Regions from separate parts of the Homo sapiens genome. Here regions 2 and 3 are each linked to region 1. A link is a loop called in an ENCODE intact Hi-C map of the cell type or tissue named here. Cell type or tissue: PC-3. All regions are shown on one strand. Links, peaks and the distances in the headings refer to the core of each region. The heading gives the core; the rest is flanking DNA. Region 1 overlaps CYB5B (cytochrome b5 type B). Region 2 has its middle 35 kb from the start of MIR1538. Region 3 has its middle 7.0 kb from the start of CYB5B.

Region 1 (2,500 bases), core at 1-2,500:
ACCTTTTTAAATTAAAAATAATAAGTGTAGTCGGGGCAAGAAAAGGAAAACAGTGTCTTTATTGTGTGTAGTTCTAACAAACGTTCACTGTGTGCGCATTCCAGCAGAAAGAGACAAAGATCTTTGTTCAAAATATTCTGAAAAAGGTAAACTAACTGCATTATTGAATACACAAAAGGAATGTTACCGTTACTTGTTCATAGTCAAAGGTGAAGTTAAAAAAAAAGGGAAGTTAAATAACTGAAGTAATGGTTTGCCCAAATAGCAAACGTAGGATACAAGCGTGGGCAAAGAGCAGCTACTGAAGCTCATGAGGAGGATGCTGGATATAGGGTAGGTAACTTGACAAATGCCTCTGCTTCTTTGGAACCTTCTTCCTAGATCACCCCCACAAATTCCAAACCTGGCTCTTTCAGAGCACAACAGCCAAATGTAACTAAACTCCTCATTACTTCTGTGATATTTGGCAACAGAATAAGATAGTTTAAAAAAAAATCAATTTCTTGTTGAGACAAGACATGTCTGAATCCATTTCTCTTGGGGTAGGAGGAGGTAATGAACATTAACGTTCTGCATCTCAATCTCCTAAAATGGAATTTAACCAGATAGATATCGCTTGAGATTTTAAAGCAGGAGATACCATAAGTAATGATACTCCAGGCCTGTAAAGCATTTTTCATTGTCCCACATTGCAGCTAAATGAGTATAAACTCGACAGTGTTCTGATTTCACAACATATGCATTTATGACAACTGCTAAAACAACTTTACAGGCTCAAACGATAGGTTCCAAGGGATTTTTGTTTTTGCTTAAGCAGTCTTGAAGAGATCTAAACACAAGATAAACTTTGACCCCACCACTCTGTTATCTTTACAAATGCAGAAGTCATTTGGAAACCAAAACCAATTGCTGAGTAGGGGCTGAGGAATTTTGGTGTCATTTCAAACTAGACTCTACTGAGGCAGGTTTAAACCCTGGCTCTCAGGCCAGGGGCAGTGGTACCAACACCCTCTATTTCGGTAGCATGAAACTTCTCTCACCTCCTCCTTCGTGTCCAGCAGCCATGATGTGTACAGTACAGTTTGCAGCAGCAGCAGCAGCAGCAGCTAGTCTTCCTCAGGAATAAACAACCGAACACCCCAGAGACCAGCTCCAGGTGGCACTGTCAGCCAATGGGGACTGGCTCCACTTGCTCTCCAGAGGGTTTTTCACCAGCTACCCATGTCAAGACTGTTTTGTGAATTCAAGTCTACTTCCTAAAAAAAAGGTCCTTTTGGATGGATTTGGCTAGTGTGCTATACTACTTTATTGTATAGAAAAACCTCTGCAAACTCTCACACAAGATTTAGCTTTCACCTGGCTGTTTTTGTAGGCAACAAAATAACAGTAAATGGACCCCAAAGTGATTTTCCAGATACAAAGTGACATCACATCGGCAGTAGTTCAGAAGAAGCCCTGGGTACTGGGGGATTTCATGGGTGGAAGAGACAAAGTCTAATTATCTTTTCCTCTGGCTCTCAGCAAAAAACAAGTGCAGATGTAAACAGGAAAAGAAAACCAATGTGAAGTAGAAAAACATACCTTTTGCATTGGCATTTACCTTAAAAATAACAAAAACACCAATTTTACTTAAGATGGTAGTTCTTTAACATTTCTTATAAGCCAGATGTTTTTCATTCAATTTCGGACATTGCCAACACACTTTTACAACTGATTCAAGTTATCTTCAGGCTTGGCTTTAGTTTGAATGTTCCCTTTCAAGCTCCTCAATACTCCTCTGTTCTTTACTTTTACCCCAATGTACTCCAATAATCACGCAATTTATTTATTACAGGCAATCATATACCAATCCTTCCTTGCCTTTAAATAGAGAAGCATCAAGTCATACCACTTTTGTTAAATAATAACCAAAGTTTTTTTCAATATTGTCTTAAAAGTAGCATCTTATAATGCATACAAACATTTTTCTAAAGATAAAAGCTTTACTAAACCCATATCCCTGATAATAAAAGTCAGCCAGAAATCTCCTAAAATTACTCCCAAATATATCCAAGTGTGCAAGTACAAGGTTAATATTATTTTGATGAATTCTGTATTCATTCAACTGCTAAATCACAGGATACAAGACCTGGGTTGAACTTTTTCTTAAATAGTTTACATGGGCAGTCCCTGGTTTGCTGGGCAGTTTCCTGTCTCATCAAATCCCTGGCAAGCTGGGAGGGAGGGAGGAGATGCTGAGCAGCCTCTATGGTCCTTCTTGAACCAAGCTGCTCCCTGCTGGATATGACAATGGCTCAGAAGCAGACTAGCAATTCTCAAAGGACAGGGAGAAAAATCACCACAGTTGCTGGCAGAAAACAGCCAGTGTACTATTTATTTCCTCAAGTGCTTCCATGGGGGAAAAAATAAAAGTCTAATATGCCAGAGAAATCATCATTGAACCAATAAGACACAGTAACATAATTCTAGTAACCTACTTCTCAATGAACACACATCTGAG
Region 2 (4,596 bases), core at 1,247-3,746, 66 kb before region 1:
CCATTGCACTCCAGCCTGGACAACAAAGTGAGACTCTGTCTCAGAAAAAAAGAAAAACAAAGAAGTAATTGCTCTATCTAGTCTGTGGGTAGCATCAAATGACTGAGTTAGGAAAGATTTTCTCCATCTGATAATACTTAGAGGGGTGGTTCTCCAAGTGGGGTGATGTTCCCCGCAGGGGACATTTGGCAATGTCTGCAGACATTTTTGAATGTCACTTCTGGGGGGCGGGGGAGGAGTGCTTCGGGCACCTAGTGGTAGAGGTCAGGATAGTAAACATCCGACAAAGTACAGAACACCTCCTAAAACAAAGAATTATGTGGCTCAAATATCAATAGCGCTGAGATGGATAAACTCTGACTTAGACCATCAGGATTCTTTCTTGGAAGTTACAGAGTTACGTTTCATGGTGGGAATGGGGAGGGAGTGTCCCACAAGGAGATGGCAGCCTTGCAGAGACGTGAGTGCAGGAGGGAAAAGGATTTACCTGGGTGATCGGGAAGCTTGTTAGGCAAAACTATGGGTGGAGACAGTCCCAATTTACTGAGAATGCTACTCCAAACGTTAATTTGTAAATTGCTTCTTTGGCATATCTTGGATCCCTTCCATGCCTCCTTCCAGAAGGAGACCATATGTTAAAAATGAAAGGCTCTGGAGATAAAATCAAAAGACCTGGGTTGAATCTCAACTTCATAATCATGAAAATCATTTTACTTTTCTAAGCCTCAGTTCCCACTTTTGAGAAGTGGGGATGCAAATGCTACCCCTCCCACTGCTGAGAAGAGAACAGTTGTTTGGGCTGCTTGGCTCTGGATACAGGCTCATGTGTAACTCTGACATTGTATGTTTATAACATATCAATAAATGAAAAGGGTGGTTATAAAGCAGTACATATTGTATGCATCCAATTTTTGTTCAATGTGAATGTCTGCTGAGAAAATAGTCGGGAAGTAATTATATCAAACAGCTAACATAAATTGTTCTTGAATGGCCAGAAACAAAAACCAAACCAAAACACGAACCAATATATTACCTTTGGTATTAGATAATAAATACATGTTATTGAAATTCATAAAAGTTATCTTTTTCAAAAGAGATTTTATGATATGAGAAATACTTAGGATGTAATTTAAGCAAAAACAAAAGCAAGTTAGAAATTGCATGAACTTGCCAGACAAGGCTCATGCCTGTAATCCCAGAACTTTGGGAAGGAGGATTGCTTGAGGCCAGAGTTCGAGACCAGCCTGGACAACACAGTGAGACCCCACCTCTAAAAAAATGAAAAAGAAATTAGCCAAGTATGGCAGCATACATCTGTAGTCCAGCTACTTGGGAGGCTGAAGCTGGAGGATCACTTGAGCCTAGAAGGTCAAGGCTGCAGTGAGCCATAATCATATCACTGCACTCCAGCCTGGGTGACAGAGTAAGACCTTGCCTCAAAAAAAAAAAAAAAGGGGTTGCACAGGCTTGCACTGTTCAACATGGTAGTCACCAGCCCCACGTGCCTACTGAACACTTGAATGTGGCTAACTCTGAATTCAGATGTGCAAGCATGTAAAATATCTCATTTTTAATTTAATAATCATAAAAATTGCTAAATGTTTATATTGATTATATGATAAAATGATATTGTTGAAATATTTGGTTGAATATAATATATTGTGCAGTGGCTCATGCGTGTAATCCCAGCACTGTGGGAGACCAGGGCGGGCGGATCACCTGAGGTCAGGAGTTTGAGACAAGCCTGACCAACATGGCGAAACCCCGTCTCTACTAAAAATATAAAAATTCAGCCAGGTATGGTGGCAGGCACCTGTCATCCCAGCTACTCAGGAAGTTAAGGCAGAAGAATCGCTTGAACCCAGAGGTTGCAGTGAGTCAAGATCATGCCACTACACTACAGCCTGGGTGAGACTCCATCTCAAAAAAAAAAAAAAAAAAAAAAAAAAAAAAAAAAAATATATATATATATATATATATATATACACACACACACACATACACACACACACAATTTCACCTGTTTTTATTTTTCTTTAATGAGGCTTCTGAAGCATTTTAAATTACATATATGGTTCACACCTGTGGTTTGCATATTTCCTTTGAATAGTGCTGATATAGACTGCAGAAACTTGACTATATAATGAAAAAATACAGAGAAAAAAAATAGAATGGAAAAATACCAAACTCATCACTGTGATAAAGTTTAAACGATAGGATTATAGGTGATTTTTTCTGCTTCTTTGCATTTTTCTGCACTTTCAAATATTCTACGGGGTCCAGATCTCCCTGTGATAATTTGGAAAAGGGCAAAAGGAGTCTAGAATCTCTCCTGTACTCCTGGGGCAAAAACTATTCTTCCTTAAAAAGATTACATCTTATGGGGACTGTTATTTTGTGAATTAAAAAATGGGGTGCCAGCTAGTCTCCATGGTTCTGGGTATGACGGAGAAGGTCCCACATTCTGATCCCTGCTCTGGGCGAGGAGGGGCATCTTCCTCCTGCCTTCCCCACAGAGAAGGAACCAAGGGTATGAGAACTATGAGAAGCAGCTCCGTGGATGCTCAGAACATCCCTGGGCAAGGAAGTGAGTCATCCGGTGAGTCAGCCCCGCCGCCCTGCTTTCATTCTTGGGATTGTTCCATGTCACTGCTCCTCTCTGTTACCCTTTCCCCCCCACCCCCGCATCACATGTGTGGTCTCAAGGCAGCCCAGGCAAATCGCACTAAGAAGGGCTCCTGGGTGCTCAGCACCTAAAGTGGGTCATTCATGGCACTGCCTGCGGTCACCCACAAGCTCGCCTCTTACTCTCATGTCAACTCATCCGGCAAAGGTGTTATTAGCATTCCCATTTCACAGATGAGAAAACGAGACAGAGAGAGGAGAAATACTTGGCCAAGGGCTCACAGGTAGGAACAGACTGGGTCCTGAGATTCAAGTTCAGGCTGATTCCAAAGCATGTGTTTCCTAGAACTTTCATCTAGGTCTGCCACAAACAGGACTGGGAAGTAATATATTTTTTTTTTTTTTGAGACGGAGTCTTGCTCTGTCGCCCAGGCTGGAGTGCAGTGGCGCGATCTCGGCTCACTGCAAGCTCTGCTTCCTGGGTTCACGCCATTCTCCTGCCTCAGCCTCCCGAGTAGCTGGGACTACAGGCGCCCGCCACCACGCCCGGCTAATTTTTTTGTATGTTTAGTACAGACGGGGTTTCACGTGTTAGCCAGGATGGTCTTCATCTCCTGACCTCGTGATCCACCCGCCTCGGCCTCCTAAAGTGCTGGGATTACAGGCGTGAGCCATCGCGCCCGGCCAAGACTGGGAAGTAATTAACTTGTGTCTTCCAAGCCTCCATTGCCCTAGATTTCAGGAGCCTGAGACCTTCATAAGGTCTGATCGCTCTCTTACAAAACAGGTCTCTGGGAAAGAGTCTAAGAATCTGATATCAGACATTTACAACGAAGTATGAATTTAGGCCCATCATTACTCCTTCGGTGAAAACCTGCAATGTGAAGTCTTATTCCAATTGTGGGGTGAAAGACTAAAAGGAATGTCTACCACTGGAATACACACTGGGGAGATGTCTGGGGAAGAAAGGGCGTGTGCTTAGAGCTACTCTCTGTTGAACCGGACCAGGAGCCACCCTGGGCCATCTGCTCGGGAACGCAGTCTTGCTTCCAGTTTACTAAACCAGGTGGGTGGGGCCAAGGCCCAGGAAGCAGACGCTCATGTGATGTAGCTGCCACAAGAATCCCACCCCCTACAGATTCCTCCAGTGGAGAGTCACACCTAGGGATTAAGCATTTCCCTTTCTTTTCAACCTTTTGATTTTTTGGTAATTTAATGTTTTTATAGGTAATCTGTTCACATGGTTCAAAAATTATATACATTACACACACACACACACACACACAATTTTCTTTCTCTTTCCCTTACCAAGTCCTCCTTCTCCCTAATTCTTATCCCACTCCCACAGTCTCTGATGTTATTAGTTTCTTGTGTATCTTTCCAGAGTTTCTTTATGCATATACAATAAATGCACACATGCACACACAGCCACCCTTCTTTTTATACAAAAGTTTCAGGCTCTTTTTACAAAAGTAAAAATGCTACAGGGAAGAACACATTGCAATAAACACTTGAATTTAAAGGAATCTAGCCGGGCACAGTGGCTCACATCTGTAATCCCAGCACTTTGGGAGGCCAAGGCGGGCAGATCACCTGAGGTCGGGAGTTGGAGACCAGCCTGACCAACATGGAGAAACCCCGTCTCTACTAAAAACACAAAATTAGCCAGGCGTGGTGGCGCATGCCTGTAATCCCAACTACTTGGGAGGGTGAGACAGGAGAATTGCTTGAACCCGGGAGGCAGAGGTTGCTGTGAGCCGAGATTGCACTGCTGCACTCCAGCATGGGCAAGAAGAGCAAAACTCTGTCTCAAAAAAAAAAAAAAAAAAAAAAAAAAAAAAAAAGGAATCTATAGGTATTTTCTTTCTGGGGCCACTAACTAGGCCCCAGTTTTTTTTTCAGCTTTTGCGTTTTTAATGTCAGGTTTAATAATGCATAATGTACATGCAGTAAAATGTATCCTTTTTAGTG
Region 3 (4,596 bases), core at 1,019-3,518, 47 kb after region 1:
TTTCGTTTTTTAATGCCCCTATAAATGAAATTATTTCATTTTCCAATTGTTTGCTGCCAGTCTAGATAAATATAATTGATTTTGTACATTGACTTACTATCTTATACCTTGCCAAATTCACTTATAGTTCCTGTAATTATTTTATGGATTTCTTAGAATTATCTATGTAATAAATATGTCGTCTGCTAATAGAGACAGCTTTGCTTCCACCTTTCTTCCCAATCTGTATGCCTCTTTTTTCCTTGCCTTGTTGCACTGGCTAGGACTTTCAGTACAGTGTTGAATAGAAATGGTGAAGTTAGCATCCCTGTCTTGTTCCTAATCTTAGGAGGAAAGCATTCAGTCTTTCACAATTTAATATAATTTTTCAGTAGATGTCTTTTATCAGCTTGAGGATCTTGAGGATCTAGTTTCCTGAGTTTGTTTTATTTTTATTTTGTTTTTATTAAGAAAGGGTGTTGAATCCTGTTGAATATTTTTTCTTTTCTTTTCTTTTCTTTTTTTTTTTTTTTTTTTTTGGTTGTTGTTGTTGTTGTTGAGACAGGGTTTTGCTCTGTGGCCCAGGCTGAAGTGCAGTGGCACGATCACAGCTCACTGCAGTCTCAACCTCCCGGGCTTGCAAGCAATCCTTCCACCTCAACCTCCCAAGTAGCTGAGACCACAGGCTCCCACCATCACACCCGGCTAATTTTTGTATTTTTTGTAGAGACAGGGTTTTGCCGTGTCGCCCAGGCTGGTCTCAAACTCCTGAGCTCATGTGATACACCCACCTCAGCCTCCCAAAGTGCTAGGATTACAGGCATAAGCCACTGTGCCTGGCCTGTTGAATATGTTTTATACATCTATCAGAATGATCATATTATTTTCCTCCTTTATTCCGTTAATATGGTGAATTACACTGAATGGTTTTCAAAAACTTAACCATCTGGCCGGGCGTGGTGGCTCATACCTGTAATCCCAGCACTTTGGGAGGCCGAGGCGGGCAGATCATGAGGTCAGGAGATTGAGACCATCCTGACTAACACGGTGAAACCCCGTCTCTACTAAAAATACAAAAAATTAGCCAGGCATGGTGGCACGCACCTGTAGTCCCAGCTACTTGGGAGGCTGAGGCATGAGAATCGCTTGAACCCGAGAGGCGGAGGTTGCAGTGAGCCGAGATTGCACCACTGTGCTCCAGACTGGGCGACAGAGCAAGACTTCATCTCAAAAAAAAAAAAAAAAAAAAAAAACTTAACAATCTTTGCATTCCTGAGATAAATCCCACTTTGGTTATGATGCTAATCTTGTTTATTGAATTCAATTTGCTAATATTTTAAAAGGATCTTTGCATTTATATTCATGAAGAATATTGGTCTGTAATTTTCTGTTCTTGAAGGTCTTTGATAGTTTTTTCAAGCTCTTTGACAAATATTTACTGGGTAGCTACAGTAAAGCATTGTGGTGACATGAGAATTAAACAAAATTCTTAGCACACTGCCTATCACAGAGAGTCCCCAGTAAATGCTAGCTATTTTGGGGGTTATTATTTCTAGATGCTGAAAAATGAAACCCAGTTCTTGAGGAAATTTACAAGGAAGATGGCACTTACCATATAAAACAAGTTTAACATGAACATTTTACTATTGCTGTTTTTACAAGTTAGAAAATTCTCTCCCCAGGCTGGATGACAATCAGTGTGAATTCTGTAATTTACCTCAGATAACAGTACCTTAGCGTGTGAGACACTGCTCCACCAGGGTTGTTATTTACCTTGCAAGCTCATTTTATTGCTTTTGTATAAACAGGAAATGGTCAAGGCAAACACTGTGCATGCTCCTTGAGAACAGAGCAAGAAGCGAGGATGCTGTCCCAGTTTTTGCAGCCATCGGGCATGCCCTGTGTTCTCATACCCTTTTGAGGCGGCAGCGGGAAGGAATGTTCCCTTTTCCTCTTCCAGGAATGAAATACAATGAGGTGGCCCTCCAATCTGTTCTTGCCCTTCTCAAGATATTATGTTCCCTGGCAACCTACTCTTTGCTCCTGCCAGAGGGAAGACAAACTTCTAAAGCTGTCACACTCCAACACTCTTTCCCTTCCCAAGGCCAGGCTTGAGTCATCCAGTGTTTGGGAAGCTTCAGGAAGTCCTTGCAAAGTTAGGAACCTATATCCTCCAGGGGACAGCCTCAGGGGTGTTTGGTTGTCAGCATTCTGGAGTAGATCCCACCCCCAAGTCAGCCAGATCTTCCCGGCCCGTTAGGTGGCCTCTTCTGGAGTTTCATCCAAGACCATCCTGTCAGTCTTATCCAGTGAGGTCCAACCCCCACCAGCCCAGCCCAGCTTCTAGGAGTGAAAGAAACTATAGGCTGATGCAAAACAGCCATTGGCAAGAATGCTTTCCACCCTGGGTTGCTTTTCCTGGCTTCAGAACAGTCGCTGTTCTTCCTTCCAGTGTTTGCTAGCTTATTTTTAATAGGTAATAAATACAATTCACTTTTATTTATCCCTTCCACAGCCCTTCCCTTTTTATACAAAGCATAGCTTATTATAGATAAACTTAATTGTTTTATTTGTTGCTTTATTCGCTTAAAATTTTTCTTCAAGTTCATTCAATATCTTTATTTATTTATTTATTTATTTACCGAGACAGAGTCTCGCCCTGTCACCCAGGTTGGAGTGCAGTGGCACGATCTTGGCTCACTGCAACCTCCACCTCCCAGGTTCAAGTGATTCTCCTGCCTCAGCCTCCCAAGTAGCAGGGATTACAGACACAGGCCACCATGCCCGGCTAATTTTTGTAATTTTAGTAGAGACGGGATTTCACCATGTTGGCCAGGCTGATCTCTAACTCCTTGCCTCAAGTGACCTGCCTGCCTTGGCCTCCCAAAGTGCTGGGATTACAGGCTCAATATCATTTTATTCTTTTATTATTTTAATTTATTATTATATATATTTTTTTGAGACAGAGTCTCTGTCGCTAAGGCTGAGTGCAGTGGCGCAATCTCAGCTCACTGCAACCTTGGCCCCCCAGGTTCAAACAATTCTCCCGCCCCAGCCTCCAAGTAGCTGGGATTATAGGCACACTCCACCACACCCACCTAATTTTCGTATTTTTAGTAGAGATGGCATTTCACCATGTTGGCCAGGATGGTCTCAAACTCCTGACCTCACCATGTTGGCCAGCCTGGGTGACAGAGCAAAACTCCAACTCAAAAAGAAAGAAAAAAACTGGCCCACAAATATTCATAGTAGCATTATTTGTAATAGCCAAAAAGTGGAAACAATCTAAATGTCCATCAATTAATGCATGGATAAATAAAATATGGTTGTATCCTTAAAATGGAATAGTATTCAGCAACAAAAATAGCATGCTAAAACATGGTGAAAACATCATGCTAAGTGAAAGAAGCCAGTCACAAAAGATCACATTCTATATGATTTTATTTATAGGAAATTTCTAAAAGGGGCACATCTCCAGAAAAAGAAAGTAGATTTAGTGGTTGCCTAGGACTGAAAGAGTTGGGGGGAAATGGGGAGTGACTGCTAATGGGTAAGAGTTTTCTTTTGGGAAAGATAAATATGTTCTAAAATTAAATTGAATCTCATAAATTTGCATAATTATTATGTATCAAAAATAATAAAATAAAATTAGATTGTAATAATGATTGCACAACCCTGTGACTATACTAAAAAAAATTCAGTTTTACAAGATAAATGGTAAATTGTATGGTATGTGAGTTATATCTCAATAAAGCTGTTAAAATCACAAACGAAACCTAGATATAGTGTTAGAAGTCTGGATTCAGTGTTGCAGAAAAGTCATGAAGGGGAGGAGGGAGAGTGATTTAAAAATATTGAAAGGCTGCAACCCCTGTCAGGTGCAGAGCCAATGAGTAAATGGATGTAAAAAGACTTTAAAATTGTGAAGCTCTTTACAATATAAGGGATTCTTTTTACTTTTTTTATTCTTTTTTTTTTTTCTTTCTTTTAAATGGGTTCTTGCTGTGTTGCCCAGGCTGGAGTGCAATGCCAAGATCTCAGCTCACTGCAACCTCTGCCTCCTGGGTTCAAGCGATTCTCCAGCCTTAGCCTCCTGAGTCGCTGGGACTACAGGCATGCCCCACCATGCCCAGCTAATTTTTGTATTTTTAGTAGAGACAGAATTTCACCATGTTGGCCAGGATGGTCTCGATCTCTTGACCTCATGATCCGCCCGCCTCAGCCTCCCAAAGTGCTGGGATTACAGGCATGAGCCACTGCACCCAGCTCTTTTTGTTTTTTTGAGATAGGGTCTCACTCTCTTGCCCTGGAGTGCAGTGGCATGGTCATAGCTCACTGCAACCTCGAACTCCTGGGTTCAAGTTATTCTTCTGCCTCAGCCTCCCAAGTAGCTGGGTCTACAGGCATGTGCCACCATGCCCGGCTAATTTATTTTATTTTTAGAAGAGACATGTTCTCCCTATGTTGCCCAGGCTGGTCTCAAACTTCTAGGCTCAAGCAATCCTCCTGCCTCGGCCTTCCAAAGTGCTGGGATTACAGGCATGAGCCACAGCGCCTGGCCAGATTCTTTTTGTTAAAGATAATCTAACACATAGATTACATGACTGTCACTGTCTT

Evidence for each region. Peaks named below come from ENCODE experiments on the same cell type or tissue, not always from the same donor. Only the 100,000 strongest peaks of a DNase experiment are listed, where the experiment ranks them.
Region 2: it touches region 1 in a loop (2.1-fold over the local background); 5 of 110 quality-filtered maps call a loop at or near these places.
Region 3: a loop joins it to region 1, with 2.6 times the contacts of the local background. A loop is called at or near these places in 5 of 110 quality-filtered maps.

What each region holds. Positions count from the first base shown.
Region 1 is chr16:69,463,805-69,466,304 of GRCh38, reverse strand. CYB5B (cytochrome b5 type B) reads right to left here. Exons shown (of 5, transcript NM_030579.3): 5 at 41-2,500. Among named protein-coding and RNA genes, the nearest start is that of CYB5B, 40 kb to the right of the region's middle. In PC-3, for the core only: a CTCF peak has its summit at 1,152 (motif pointing right); no DNase peak of the experiment used is centred there; H3K27ac peaks cover 22 bases.
Region 2 is chr16:69,528,849-69,533,444 of GRCh38, reverse strand. No RefSeq gene overlaps it. Among named protein-coding and RNA genes, the nearest start is that of MIR1538, 35 kb to the left of the region's middle. RefSeq lists enhancers at 2,485-2,779, 2,359-3,068, 2,338-3,537, 3,525-3,819. In PC-3, for the core only: no CTCF peak of the experiment used is centred there; DNase peaks (open chromatin) are centred at 2,624 and 3,654; H3K4me3 peaks cover 348 bases; H3K27ac peaks cover 1,722 bases.
Region 3 is chr16:69,415,283-69,419,878 of GRCh38, reverse strand. No RefSeq gene overlaps it. Among named protein-coding and RNA genes, the nearest start is that of CYB5B, 7.0 kb to the left of the region's middle. In PC-3, for the core only: no CTCF peak of the experiment used is centred there; a DNase peak (open chromatin) is centred at 2,088; H3K4me3 peaks cover 1,165 bases; H3K27ac peaks cover 1,689 bases.